Regions from separate parts of the Homo sapiens genome. Here region 2 is linked to region 1. A link is a contact called in ENCODE Hi-C or POLR2A ChIA-PET data. All regions are on one chromosome and are shown on one strand. Each heading gives the region's core, a stretch centred on a gene start or an enhancer-like site at or near the end of the contact. The rest is flanking DNA. Distances are from core to core; before and after follow the strand shown. Region 1 holds the start of ZRSR2 (zinc finger CCCH-type, RNA binding motif and serine/arginine rich 2). Region 2 holds the start of BMX (BMX non-receptor tyrosine kinase).

The links. Hi-C counts contacts between places; a loop is a spot of excess contacts on that map. ChIA-PET counts read pairs that join two places held with the same protein, here RNA polymerase II (POLR2A). Pooled maps may share reads with other maps.
Region 2: a map of naive thymus-derived CD4-positive, alpha-beta T cell shows a loop between it and region 1 (5-fold over the local background). The contact joins the promoter of BMX here to the promoter of ZRSR2 in region 1. A Hi-C loop is called at or near these places in 1 of 168 maps with a recorded cell type or tissue (naive thymus-derived CD4-positive, alpha-beta T cell) and 12 of 50 pooled maps. POLR2A ChIA-PET finds 5 or more read pairs at or near these places in 1 of 52 experiments (MCF 10A).

Annotation. Positions count from the first base shown.
Region 1 is chrX:15,785,613-15,792,408 of GRCh38, reverse strand. ZRSR2 (zinc finger CCCH-type, RNA binding motif and serine/arginine rich 2) reads right to left here and starts at 1,925. Exons shown (of 11, transcript NM_005089.4): 1 at 1,873-1,925; 2 at 1,396-1,475. The coding sequence starts at 1,913. CA5B (carbonic anhydrase 5B) reads right to left here. Exons shown (of 8, transcript NM_007220.4): 8 at 3,998-6,796. It overlaps CA5BP1-CA5B (CA5BP1-CA5B readthrough), which reads right to left. Exons shown (of 12, transcript NR_160544.1): 12 at 3,998-6,796. INE2 (inactivation escape 2) reads left to right here and starts at 4,820. Exons shown (of 1, transcript NR_002725.2): 1 at 4,820-6,693. RefSeq lists enhancers at 438-939, 1,598-2,047.
Region 2 is chrX:15,496,578-15,502,949 of GRCh38, reverse strand. It overlaps BMX (BMX non-receptor tyrosine kinase), which reads right to left and starts at 2,143. Exons shown (of 19, transcript NM_203281.3): 1 at 2,010-2,143.

The DNA of each region.
Region 1 (6,796 bases), core at 676-3,175:
ACTCTGTTGCCCAAACTGAAGTGCAGTGGCAGGATCTCGGCTCACTGCAACCTCTGCCTCCCAGGTTCAACTGATCCTCTTGCCTCAGCCTCCTGAGTAGCTGGGATTACAGGCACCTGCCACCAAGCCCAGCTAATCTTGTATTTTTAGTAGAGGCAGGGTTTCATCATGTTGGCCAGGCAGGTCTCGAACCCCTGACCTCAGGTGATCCATCTGCCTCGGCTTTCCAAAGTGCTGGGATTTCAGGCATGAGCCACCACGCGCCCAGCCCATATATTGTTTTATAGTCAAACAATGGCTTCAGGTCAGGTGTGGTGGCTCATGCCTATAATCCCAGCACTTTGGGAGGCCGAGGTGGAAGGATTGCTTGAGGCCAGGAGTTCGAGACCAGCCCAGGCAACACAGTGAAATCCCGTCTCTACGAAAATTTTAAAAATTAGCCAGGTGGGCCAGGGGCGGTAGCTCACGCCTTTAATCCCAGCACTTTGGGAGGCTGAGGTGGGTGGATCACCTGAGGTCAGAAGTTCGAAACCAGCCTGGCCAACATGATGGGGTTTCACCCCATCTCTACTAAAAATACAAAAATTAGCCGGGTGTGGTTGCGCACGCCTGTAATCCCAGCTACTCGGGAGGCTGCAGCAGGAGAACTGCTTGAACCCAGGGGGCGGAGGCTGCAGTGAGCCAAGATCGTGCCACTGCACTCCAGCCTGGGCAACAGAGCGAGACTCCGTCTCAAAAAAAAAAAAAAAAAAAAAGAAAAGAAAAGAAAAAATTAGCCAGGTGTGGTGGTGAATGCCTGTAGTCCCAGCTACTAGGGAGGCTGAGGTGGGAGGACTGCTTGAGCCTGGGAGGTGGAGGCTGCTGTGAGCCGTGGTTGTGCACATCCCTCCTGGGCAACAGAACAAGACCCTGTCTCAAAAATAAATAAATGAGCTTCATAACTAGTATTATGTTGATATATATTTGAATAACATAATAATTTGGGTAAACCAAGGGTCTCATATTAGTCAAGTTTGAGAAAAACTTGCAAAACGTCTAATTAATACCTTCAACTCCTGCTGGTTTTACGAAGAAAAACATTCACCGAATACTTACTACGTGTGCAAGGACTGTGCTAGCTGCTGTAATTCATGAAGCTTGCAACTGTAATATTAGATACTTTATAAGTTACACAGAATCAGTGGGCGATCATTCACCAAGACTTCCTCTTCCTGCCTTTAGTATGTTAACATTGTTTCTGACATGTGTTTCTAAATAACTACTTGGGGGCAGAAGTCACAGCTATTTTTCCTCCGACACAATATTTGACTTCCTTCTGACACTGGGGCTTCAAGTTAGGGCTGGAGTGGACAGAGCAATTTCACAACACAGAAAACAGAATAAAGAGTCCATCACCTGAGTCTCTCAGTCGAGCAAGTTCCTGCCGACGTTTCTTTCGTTTCTCCTTCTTCAGGGCGGCCCTGTACTTTTTGTGGCTGGAAGATTAAGACATATACACGACGATCAGCGGCTACAATGCAGCGCTGCCCGAGCTCCCCGCTCCTCTGTGCCCAATGAAAGGAAATAGTTCGGGTGCTGAGGAGAGAAACCTTGCTTCCTGTATTTTAATTACAGAACAGCCATCTATCATCGCCTCATCCTCCCACTCCCAGACAGTTCTTCTCCATCCGCCAACCTGATCCTCTCCTCGCTTGCCTGAGCCACAGCCGCCCGTGCAAGTCCGGGGAGGGCACCAGAGCGCGCACCAGGAAGGAATGGAGCTGCCGCGGTGGCTCACTTAGCTTGGCCCAGCTTCTCTTTTCTTCCTGCCACCACATCCTCCATGCCCACGATCGGCCCGCTCGCCTGCTCATCTCCCCGTACGGCGCTTACCTTGGTTTCTCGGGAAACGTCATCTTCTCGGGCGCAGCCATCTTGCCGGCACCGCCCCGCCCCTCCAGGTCTGGCAGGAAAGGGCGGGCCTAAGAGTCGAGACGGGCACGCGCAGGCGCGGGTACCGAGCAACCTCCACCAGCGTGGGACTTGAAACGGAAAGCCGGAGGTACCCTTCGGCGGCTCGTCTTCCAGAACCCTGCTCAAATAAATACCTCCTTCCAGCAAAAATACTCTGGGGCTTTTACCCCGCCCTAGAAGTAATTGTCGCTTCAGCACTTGCCCAGTGCTGTATCACTGTCTCCCTCCTCGCCCTAGCAGGACGTGTTGTGGCTAGGCGGTTAAAGTCGTACTCTGCCGCTTTTCTCAGCATCCACTCATGAAGTCACATCGCGCACAGAGCTGCTCGCCCGGCTTTATTTCCGACCTGTCCAGGTTCCGCGTCCTTCCGCCGATCCACCTATCAGCGCCTCAGACAAAGCTCCAGACTTCGCTCCCTGCCAGTCACACCTGTTCTGGTCCCTTAAGCAAACCTAACTCCCAGGGCTGCAAAGCTGTTACCTCTGCCCCTGAGGAGTTTACAATCGAGGGGGCAGAGAAGAACCAATACATAATATGATGCAGGCAAAGATGAAGTTTACCTAACATAGTCCACCAAGGGATTCAGGGAGAGCTCTCTTTTTTTTCCTTTTTTCTTTTTTTTTCAGTATCACATGCGACTCAACTGCAGTATCAGGGACAGCTTTCTGATGCTAAGAGTTGAGTTTGGAAAGAAGATGCCCTTTACCCAGAAGGAGAAGGGTGGGAATGCAGTTACAGTCAGATCAGCATAAGCAAAGGCGCTGAAAGGTGAAAGTGGAATATGCTGGGAACAGCAAGAATTTTGGCAATCGAATTTATTTATTTATTCATTTCTTATATATTAGAGACAGGGTCTTGTCTTTCACCCAGGTTGGAGTGCAGTGGCGCAATCACGACTCGCTGCAGCTTCGACCTCCTGGGGTCAAGCAATCCTTCCACCTCAGCCTCCCGAGTAGCTGGGAATACAGGCGCGAGCCACCACGCCCGCCCAGCTATCCAATTTAAAGTGCAGTTCGAGGCTGGGTGCAGCGGCTCACGCCTGTAATCCCAGCACTTTGGGAGGCCTAGGCGGGTGGATCACCTGAGGTCAGGAGTTCGTCAGCCTGGCCAACATGGTGAAACCCCGTCTCTACTAAAAATACAAAATTAGCCGGGTGTGGTGGCACATGCCTGTAGTCCCAGCTACTCTGGAGGCTGAAACAGGAGAACTGCTTGAACCCAGGAGGTGGCGGCCGCAGTGAGCCGAGATGGCACCACTGCCCTCCAGCCTGGGCAACAGAGCAAGGCTCCGTCTCAAAAAAACAAAACAAAATAAAGTGCAATTCGAGAATATCAAGGAATATAGTTGTTGTGATGGGCTGGGAGGGCTAGGTTAAGGAGGGCCTGGTGTGCCATGTTAAGACGCTCTGTTTACATTCTGTAGAGACAACAGTGAACCGTTGAAAGCTTTTTAAATAGAGGCTTATTGTGGTTGTGTTTGTGTTTTAGGTAAATCACTCTGCTTTGCAATATAAAGGATTTAAAAGATAAAACTAGAGTATCACAATAATCTAGGTGAGAGGTGTTGAGGAATTAAACTGGGGCAATGAGAGTAGGGATTGAGAAACTAAAAATCATCCCAACTAATAATCAGACTGTAATGTACACATACAAGGCCAGGGACAAGGCCAAGCAAAAAATGTTCCTCACAAGGATGCATTACAGCTGTAAAATGACTAATAACCTCTATCTTTTGAGTGATTGAATAGCTTCCTTGGCCTACCTTTGTTCCGTTCTCCTCCAAATTAAAGTTTCTGAGATACTCAATTACTAAACTGCCTTCCTTCCCCTAATCCCTCCTTAGAATTACTCAGCTGAAGCCCAAACTCTGCATAAAACCTCACCCTAATCTCTCTTATACTGACACACTTGGAGCAACACATATGCCCTTCACCCCCAAGTTGACCTTGTCCAGCTCAGTGCATTGGTTGGCTGTGATCTTGAGTAAATTCCTTAATGTCTACTCCTGTTTTCTCATTTGTAAAAATCAAGATAGTAATAATAGTTCCCATCTCATAACCCTTTTATTGTGAAAACTGAGTAAGATAAGCCATGTTATATGCTGATACAGTGCCTAGCAATAGTGAATGCCTCCAAAACTTTAGCTGTTACATCATCTCATCACCATCATCATTAGTGTGAAAACTTCCTGACCCCTCAAGAGGGGATGAGGCGCTGTATGCATTTCCAGTACAAGTATTCCACCTTTTATAACATCTATCATGGTTTACTACACATTGTCACCTTTACCTTTCTGCTTCTTGACTAAATCTTAAACTAAACTCTCTAGTTGGAGGTTTGGCAGTTGTATCCCCAAACTAGAGTGCCCTGGATGGCACAGAATGTTGTAGCTATGCAACTCACCAATTTTGCTGGTCCCTGTGATCAGAATTTACGCTGAGAATTGCTGCCCGTTCTGAAAGCATCAGTGTTTAAGTTGTTGTAACATTTCTTCTGAATCAGACCAGACTTTCACTTCAGAACAATAAGTAACAATTCCTTCTAAGAAATCTCGGCTCACTGCAACCTCCGCCTCCTGGGCTCAAGCGATTCTTCTGCCTCAGCCTCCTGCGTAGCTGGGATTACAGGTGCATGCCACAACCACCTGGCTAATTTTTGTATTTTTTAGTAGAGACGGGGTTTCACCATATTGGCCAGGCTGTTCTCGAACTCTTGACCTCCGGTAATCTGCCCGCCTCGGCCTCCCAAAATGCTGGGATTACAGGCATGAGCCACCGCACCCGGCCATAGATTTTTTAGTGAGTTAGAAATGAATGTAAATTTCCTTTTATAGGAGTTAGACATTTATTTTTAACAATTAACCACTGAATTCATTTTCAGAAATAGGCCTGAATTGCTTGTTAATTTCATTACAGGAAGTAACTCTAAAAGCCAATTCCACTTCCAAACTATAATTACCATCATCTGAATTTAACAGGGAAAGACATCTTCCAAGACTTCTTTTGGGCGGATGCTTAGTTTTAGAATAGCCAACTTTACCCTAACCCATGTACAAGACAGTTCTCCAGGTGGCCTTGGACTGACCCAGTTCTCCCTTCTTCCTTGCTTGTAGTTCTTAAGAATAACTGTAGAATGCACTGGGAATGCAATATCCTGATATGGAGGAACTGCCTGAAACAGGTTGGCCTTGTTGTTGTCCCTCCTAGGGAATGTAACATCTTGATTTAGGGAACTGTTTGAGACAGCGAGGTTGTGTTCCTCTTTCCCCTGGAAGGAGGATGTACTTTAAAGCTTTGCCCAATGAGTTATGTGGCTCCTATGGTATATAACCCAAGGCAGGCTGTGGTGCAAGTGGGGCACGTACAATCAAGACTCCATCAGCCCCGCCCTGGGCAGCTTTCTTGAGCCCTGGGGGACTGGCTCACAATGGAGCCAGGGCCTCTTTTGTCCCTTGCTTCCTGTCTGTAAGTAATAAATCTGCTTCATGTAATGTATTGGGTGTGAGTGTGTTCTGTCACAATGGAATCAGACAGGTTGGTAACCAGTGTACACTGAACCTGCTTGGCACCATGTAGCCCTGGGAAAGGAGAAAGGCGGTCACAGCTTGCCCTATATGGTGATGCCAGCACACTGTGCACTGTACTGTGCAACAGAAAAAGGTGCACTGAGGAGGATCGGCTGCTTCTTCCCATTGTTGCTTCTTTAGTAAATCCCCTATGAGTTTTTAGTCGCTTTCTAATCTACAAGTTAAAGGATATCTCATTAATTTTACAGATATATACATATACTGTAACAATAGGAAGGAAGTCTTTCACCAACCACTAATACTGTAAAGAAAGCATTGTATCGATCTAGTATTATTTAATGAAGACGGACAGCAATTTTAATACAATCTTCTTTTCCAAGACCTTTGACAGACCTTAGGCCCATTTTCCACCTTTATGTCTAGGAAAGTATAAGTAAAACACTTTTGAGGGCATAAAAAACACAAGCTTCTTGTTAAGGTGTATCAGTAGCCAGGGAAATCTGCTGTGCCCCTTTGAGGGTCATCTAACTAAGGCATGGAGAAAGAAACTGCCTCAAGTCAGTTTCTATCACCTCTGCAGGGAAGCTGGCCATGCAAACCAGGACATGGTTCAAAGTGAAAAAGAGTGTGGTTAATAATCATGCCAGAACACCAGGTATAAGATGTAAGGGCAAGTCAGGCATTCTGTACATTGCTTCTCCCTTCAGTTTGGAAAACTCACTGCAGTAGGGTTTTGACTTATCGTTTCACAAGACAGCTAGGAAGGCCAGGCACAGTGGCTCACACCTGTAATCCCAGCACTTTGGGAGGCCAAGACGGGTGGATCACGAGGTCAGATCGAGACCATCCTGGTTAACACGGTGAAACCCTGTCTCTACTTAAAATACAAAAAATAGCCGGGTGTGGTGGCGGGCGCCTGTAGTCCCAGCTACTCAGGAGGCTGAGGCAGGAGAATGGCGTGAACCCGGGAGGCGGAGCTTGCAGTGAGCCGAGATCGCGCCACTGCACTCCAGCCCGGGTGACAGCGCGACTCTGTCTCAAAAAAATAAAAAAAATAAAAAAAAATAAAAAACAAGACAGCTAGGAGGAAAGCCTGTATGCTTTGGAAAATGCATATCTTGTGTGTTTACCCTTTTAAAGGTAACTATACTTTGAAACAGGTGAACTGCAGAAAGTTAACAAAGACTTCTTTTTTTACCATGTTTACCTTTCTAAGAATTCTATGCATTTCCTAGGGCATACATGCAAAAGCCTTCACATTTCCCCCTTTTTAAAAGAGATATTTCTCAAACTTATACGTATACAGTTCAGTAGTGT
Region 2 (6,372 bases), core at 894-3,393, 290 kb after region 1:
GCAGTAGAGCAGGAAGGGTGGGAAAGAAAGGGAAGACGCTCCAAGTGGGGTGGGATCTGGAAGGGAAACTGGAGGGCCCTGTGACAAACTTGATCTTCAAATATTTGTCCAAATGCCAGGCCCGCTTATCTTCGTGCTAAATAACTGAACAAAATGTGATGGTAGGTTTAAACAAGAACAAAAAGTTTGACTGAGGATCAAGTAAAGTGGTTCAAAAAGTCTTAGGATGCTGGCCAAAGACAAATACTGGCTTCACAGAACCTGACAGATCCTTATTTCACATGATGTTATGCAGGAGAGGGAAAGTTAAAGTTGATCTTGGCATGATATGGACAGAAATCTTTTAACATTGACAGTCAAATTCTCAGCATCTTGGAGCATCATACCTTAATTGATCCAAAATAAGTGTATAAAAACCAGACACTTTGGGAAGATCATTTTCTCACAAAGAAGGCAAGAATCTTAATGCTAGTCTTTTTGGAGCTAAGTTTTGCTTTAGGTGTGAGATTAATCTTCAGTGCCCCATAGAGCTTTTCTAAGTCTTTTCTTCTTTTCAGTAACCTCTTTCTTTCTGCTCCCTCTCCTCTGCTTAGGGCACTCTCTCTGGGCAACTTCCTTAGGAGAAAAGCAAAAAGTAATAAATCCATGAGCTAGCATCTCATGCTGAATTAAACATGTAACACTGCTTTCATGATGCCGGTTAGTGCAAGTGAAAGCACCGAGCTGGGTTCGAATCCCTGCTCTGTCTCTATGGAATCTGTCATGTTACTTAACCCAGCTAAACCTCAGCTTCCCCATCTGTAAAGGCAGTGAAACAATAACCACTTCGAAGGGTTACAAGTAGTCAAGAGAAAATGGCAGCCTAATGCCCAACACCCTAGTAGATATTCTAAAAGCTTATGTCCCTTCTGATCACTCCATAGGCAAAGTTTTAAAAAGGACCATAAAAAGTTAAAAAACTAAAGACAGTGAAATAATAATGATCCTTAATGATAAAATTTTACTTCTCATCCCTCTGTCCCCAGCTCCTGGGTATAGGAGAAAATGGGAGGCAGGAAGACCTCCTCATGTATTGCCATGTCAACAAACACCAGTCCATACATAGTAGGTTTGTCGCAGACTTTCCATCCTGAGACGAGTTACCATAAAATGAGGTTGAACCATACCCTTATTGACTGTGTATTTGTGCCACCATATTTCCTACAAATAAATACTTGGATGTGACTCAAAGTGTGGTCCGTGCACTTGCATCATCCGGGCGATCATTAGACATGCAGACTCTCAGTTCCCACCCGAGACCTCGCGCAGCCAAATCTTCATTTTAGCAAGATCCCCAGGTGATCCACGTGCACAGGAAAGCTTGAGAAGCACTTACATGGACCACAAAGTTGCACTCCTTTTCAAATCCAATGAAATCATTGTGGCCCACAAAATCTTTCAAAATTATATGGATATGAGTACAACTGCATGGTTCACCTCCCTCCCACCTGTCTATCTCCATCTAAAATACACAAAGCACTTGATTTAGGGAGACCTCAGGAACCTAAGAGCAAATATTTGTAGCTAAAGTAACATCATAAAAACACAGTTAAAGAAGGTATAAGGAACATTTCTATGTCTCTTTGGAAGCAGTTATGAGGCCAATATGAAAGGCTATGGAAAGGCAATACCTAAAGAAGCGGATGGAGAAAATTAGCAGAGAATACACACAAAGCTAGGTAGAACTGGTGGTGATACATAAACAACCTGAGAGCTTCCCTAACTGAGATTTTGAGCAAGGAGTGAATTTACAGTGAAATTATAGCAGTTTCAGCCGTTGGCCTCCAAATTACCTGGTCCCATCTAAAGTCCCAGAGAAAGCCCTGGCAATTTCATATTAAAAATGTTGTACTATTTTTCTTAAAGTGAGCTTCCCAAAGTTTGTAACTTCAGGCCCCACAACACCGGGAACCAAACCTATTTTCCGCATAGTATGCGACACTGAGTAGCCACCTGCCGCTTAAACGCACCGTCTCAGCTTGTTCCGTGCTTGCCTGGGTCCGCCGCGGTGCTTGGTCTGCTGTTGCAGGAACACGGCCCCGGCTGTCCTGTTTCCAGAAGCAAATTGTTTCACATTTTCCTGGCTGCCGGGTCAGAAATGGCTACATTACTCAGTGCCCCCAACACGTTTATTGTCCTACAGAGCCTTACACAATCCCACAGGAAACCACGCTCAACACTTAGCCAACACTTGTTGATCTGATTGAACGCAACAAAAACGGAGACAAAAGCATACTTCATAAAGTTTCCAATTTTGATAACTATAGCTCCCACTTTTCCCAGGCAGCTCTCGGGTACATGTGATAACCCTGCCTTTGTTTGTAGAGCTCTATGCTGGAAAGGACAAGAAAATATCTCGGCAAAACCCGACTGCTGACGCTGACTTCTCTCACATGAGCCAGGAAACCATTAGGTAATGCAAAGTGCACAGAGAATATGCAATGAAAACTTCAACTCAACATTTGGACAAAGGAAGGCCAGAGAATATGTAAGAACAGTTCATATGATGGAAAAGGAGCTTATTTATATAGTTTAAGTTATTAAGAAATCCAGAAATGGAAAATAGATTGTTTTTGCTAAGGTATGGTACACCTAGATCGCAATGAAAAAGTGTGTCACTTGACATCATTATGACAGACTCACAACTTTTGGCTTCCCCCATTCCACTATTTTCTCTGGTGCATACCGGCTGGCCATCTGTAATAAATCTAAGGACATATTTTATGTCCTGCTATGGATAGCCAAGAAAAGTAATCATCCTTTTGGCATGCATTGACACACTGTGTTTACTTATAAATTGTTGCTTACTGTAACTTATTTGTAAGTATCTATGATGTGAAGAAGTCTTGGGTTGGCAGAAGAGAGTGAAGCTACTGGCTTTCAAAGAGGTATTCTTTTGAGTGTACATGGAATTAGCATCATTTCTATTAATTCGTTCAGTCAAGTCTTATTTGAGAACCTGCCATGTGCTGAGCATTCCGTTAGGGGTTGGAGACACAAGAGCAAACAGAAGAGAGGCAGCCCACATCTTCAAGGGGCTTATGTGTCTGTGTGGGGGGGGGGGGAACCACAAATAGTGGTTTAATTACAGTAGAGTATGGGAAAAATAACTTGCAGAAATATTTTTTAATATTTCAGTTTGGAAACTAGAATTTTGGGAAGGGAAAGGAGTCCTTCAGAAGAATTCAAAAGAGTGTAACTTACATTCTAATAGCAAATTAAAGTCACTGATGGATTCCAAATAGCTCTCCATTCTTTAGGAATATAGTAGGTAGTCATTCAAAAAATTAAGGGTGAAGCAGGGCAAGAGTGGCACAACAACCTGGCTAAATAAATTAATTCTACACTCTGCTAGTTAATTTCCTTTTCCACATGGCGATTTGTATTTACTTCACAACTTATATATGGTAATATGGCAAAAGTTCGATTCTAGAATAAAAAGTAAACTTAGGGTAGGGGAAGGAGGAGTTGGTGATATGGTTTGGCTGTGTCCTCACCCAAATCTCATCTTGAATTGTAGTTCCCATAATCCCCACATGTTGTGGGAGGGACCTAGTGGGAGGTAATTGAATCACGGGAGTGGATGTTTTTACCGTGCTGTCCTCATGACAGTGAATAAGTCTCACCAGATCTGATGGTTTTATAAAGGGCAGTTCCCCTGCACACGCACTCTTGCTTGCCACCAGGTAAGACATGCCTTTGTTCCTCTTTCACCTTCCACCATGATTGTGAGGCCTCCCCAGTCATATGGAACTGTGAGTCCATTAAACCTCTTTTCCTTTATAAATTACCCAGTCTTGAGTATTTCTTCATAGCAGTATGAAAATGGACTAATACAGTCGGTATAACTGTGGAAACACCTGGGCACAATCTCTTGGGATTTCCATCCCTTCTTGGGGGCATAAAACACCCAAGGACAGCTGGGAGGAGTGGTTTCCTCTAAGGCAAAATGTCACAGATTTATTTACTTTATTCTATTCATTCACTTCCTCTGCTACTTCTCCTGTTTCTTTGGCTCTGTATTTTCCATGAGTTTAGTTACATCCTAACTTTTGGCAATCTGCTATTACGATAATATGACTTCATTTACTCAAATTATACTCTGCATTGTCATCTTTACTCAGTTAGAATTTTAGGAATTTTCTCCTAAGCTTGTTCATGCAAGCCTTTAGCAGGCCACAGCTAAAGGGACATGGCATGGGATAATTTGACTTCATGATGTGAACAAGCCTGTTTACTTGTGCTTACATTTTTAAAATAAAAAAGAACCTGGTAGAATCCATTGTCAGAGAGAGAGAGAGAGAAAGGGGGAAGGAGAGAGAGAGAGAGAGAGGGAGAGAGAGAGAGAGAGAGAGAGAGAGAGAGAGAGAGAGAGGAAGAAAGAAAATGAGATAATCAGAGTCCTTCTGGCTTGTGGCTGACCTGTATTTTTCTCTCACTTTAGAAAATTCACTTGACTCATGGCTTTAAACACCATCTATATGCTTATGACAGCCAGGACCTCTTCCCTGAATTCCAAACTTATGTTTGACTGTCAACTTGTCCATCTGTACTTGGGATATCTGATATATATGTCAAAACTTGTCCAAAGCTGACCTCCTGATTCACACCCACCCCCCCACCCCCAAAACTAGTTTTTCCTACAGTCTTCCTCTTCTCAGCTAATAGGAACTCTCCCCCTCCAGTTGCTCTGGCTAAAGAATATGGAGTCATCCTTAATTTTTACCCTTCTCTTGCACCAAACGTTCAATCCTTCATGAAATAAGGTTAGCACTAGCCGCAAATGTACCCCCGTTTGGCCACTTTTCAATACCTCTACTGCCACCTACTGGTCTGAGTTGCCACCACCCCCAGGGGGAATATTGTACTAGTCTCCTGACTGTTCTCCTTCTTCCACTCTTGCCCCTGCAGTCTATTCTCCACTGAGTGGCCAGAGTGATTCTTTAAATGTAAGTCACATCTTAGCACTTCTCCAGTCTGAACTCTTCGCTTGTCCCCCCTGTTCTGGTCCCCTAGGACTGTCTCTAACATCATCACATGATTATTCTACTTCATCTTACCACTCCTGAAACTGGCATCTTTTCTACTCCTCCAATATTCTGAGCAACATCTGCTCCAGGGCCATTGCATTGGCAGTATCCTCTGCTTGGCAAACTGTCCCAGATATCTGACTGGCTCGTGTCCTCATTTCCAGGTTCTGCTTCTAATGGCATCTTCCTAATAGCCCTACGCAGACCACCCTGTTTAATATCACAGCCTCACCCTCCACCCAGCACTCCAATCTCCCTTACTCTGCTCTGTGTTTTCTTTCTTCTACAGGACTCATCACCTTATAGCATAATACATAATTTAATTATTTATTACCTTTATTATTTGTCTCTCCTCACTAAAGAGTAAGACCACAAGGGCTCCAACAGCTTATCTCTGCAGTTTGAACTTTGTTCATGGGTATCTCTTCTTTGGGGACGTCACTCCATTACCTCCTGCATGTATTCCTTCTGGTGCTAAAATAATCTGCTTGTAAGTTGGGATCAGATGTGAATTATTCACACTTACTAGAATTGAAGATTAACATGTCACCTCTCCTAAGGGTGCTTGCATATCAAACCTCAGGTTCAGTGCCGGAACAAACTGCCCTGTTTTTAATGAAAGGAAATGGGTGAGTAGGAGGTGGAGGTAGACACAAAAATGTTTGTTGTTTCCTTTTGTTATCAGCCATGTCCTGTCCTGTCACCCATGAAACCTTTACATAGACTGTTGGCATTTTGTCAATCTTACTCCTGTTTTTCTAGTCGGAGGTAAGTATTTGTGGTCTACATGGAGTTGGCGAACTATGAGCCCCATGAGTTTTTGTGAATAAAATTTATTGGAACACAGCCACTATTCCTGCCCCACGGCCTTTGCATTGATGGTATCCTCTACTTGGCAAACTGTCAAGTGTTGTCTATGTCTGCTTTCAGTCTACAACGGCAGAGTTGAATAGTTGAGACAGAGACTGTATGCTCACAAAGTCTCAAATACTTACTATCTGGCCTTCACAGAAATAAATCACCAACTCATACTCTGGAAGCATCCTGCCAGCTTTGGAAGTGATCTTGCAGCTTGGAATTTAGTTTAACAGCTCCATTCAACAGAGAGTCACTTCATTTACTGTGTACAAGGTGCTAGAGTTGGAAGCAAAGAAAGTAGACAAAGGGGTATAACATTTTGGAATCCTTCTAGTTCTGATTCCCACTGTGACTCAAATTATTTTTTTCCTAAGATTGTATCATGAAACATTTCAAAATATAGAAAAGTTAAAAAAAGTTAAAGCACCAATACACCACCATCTGG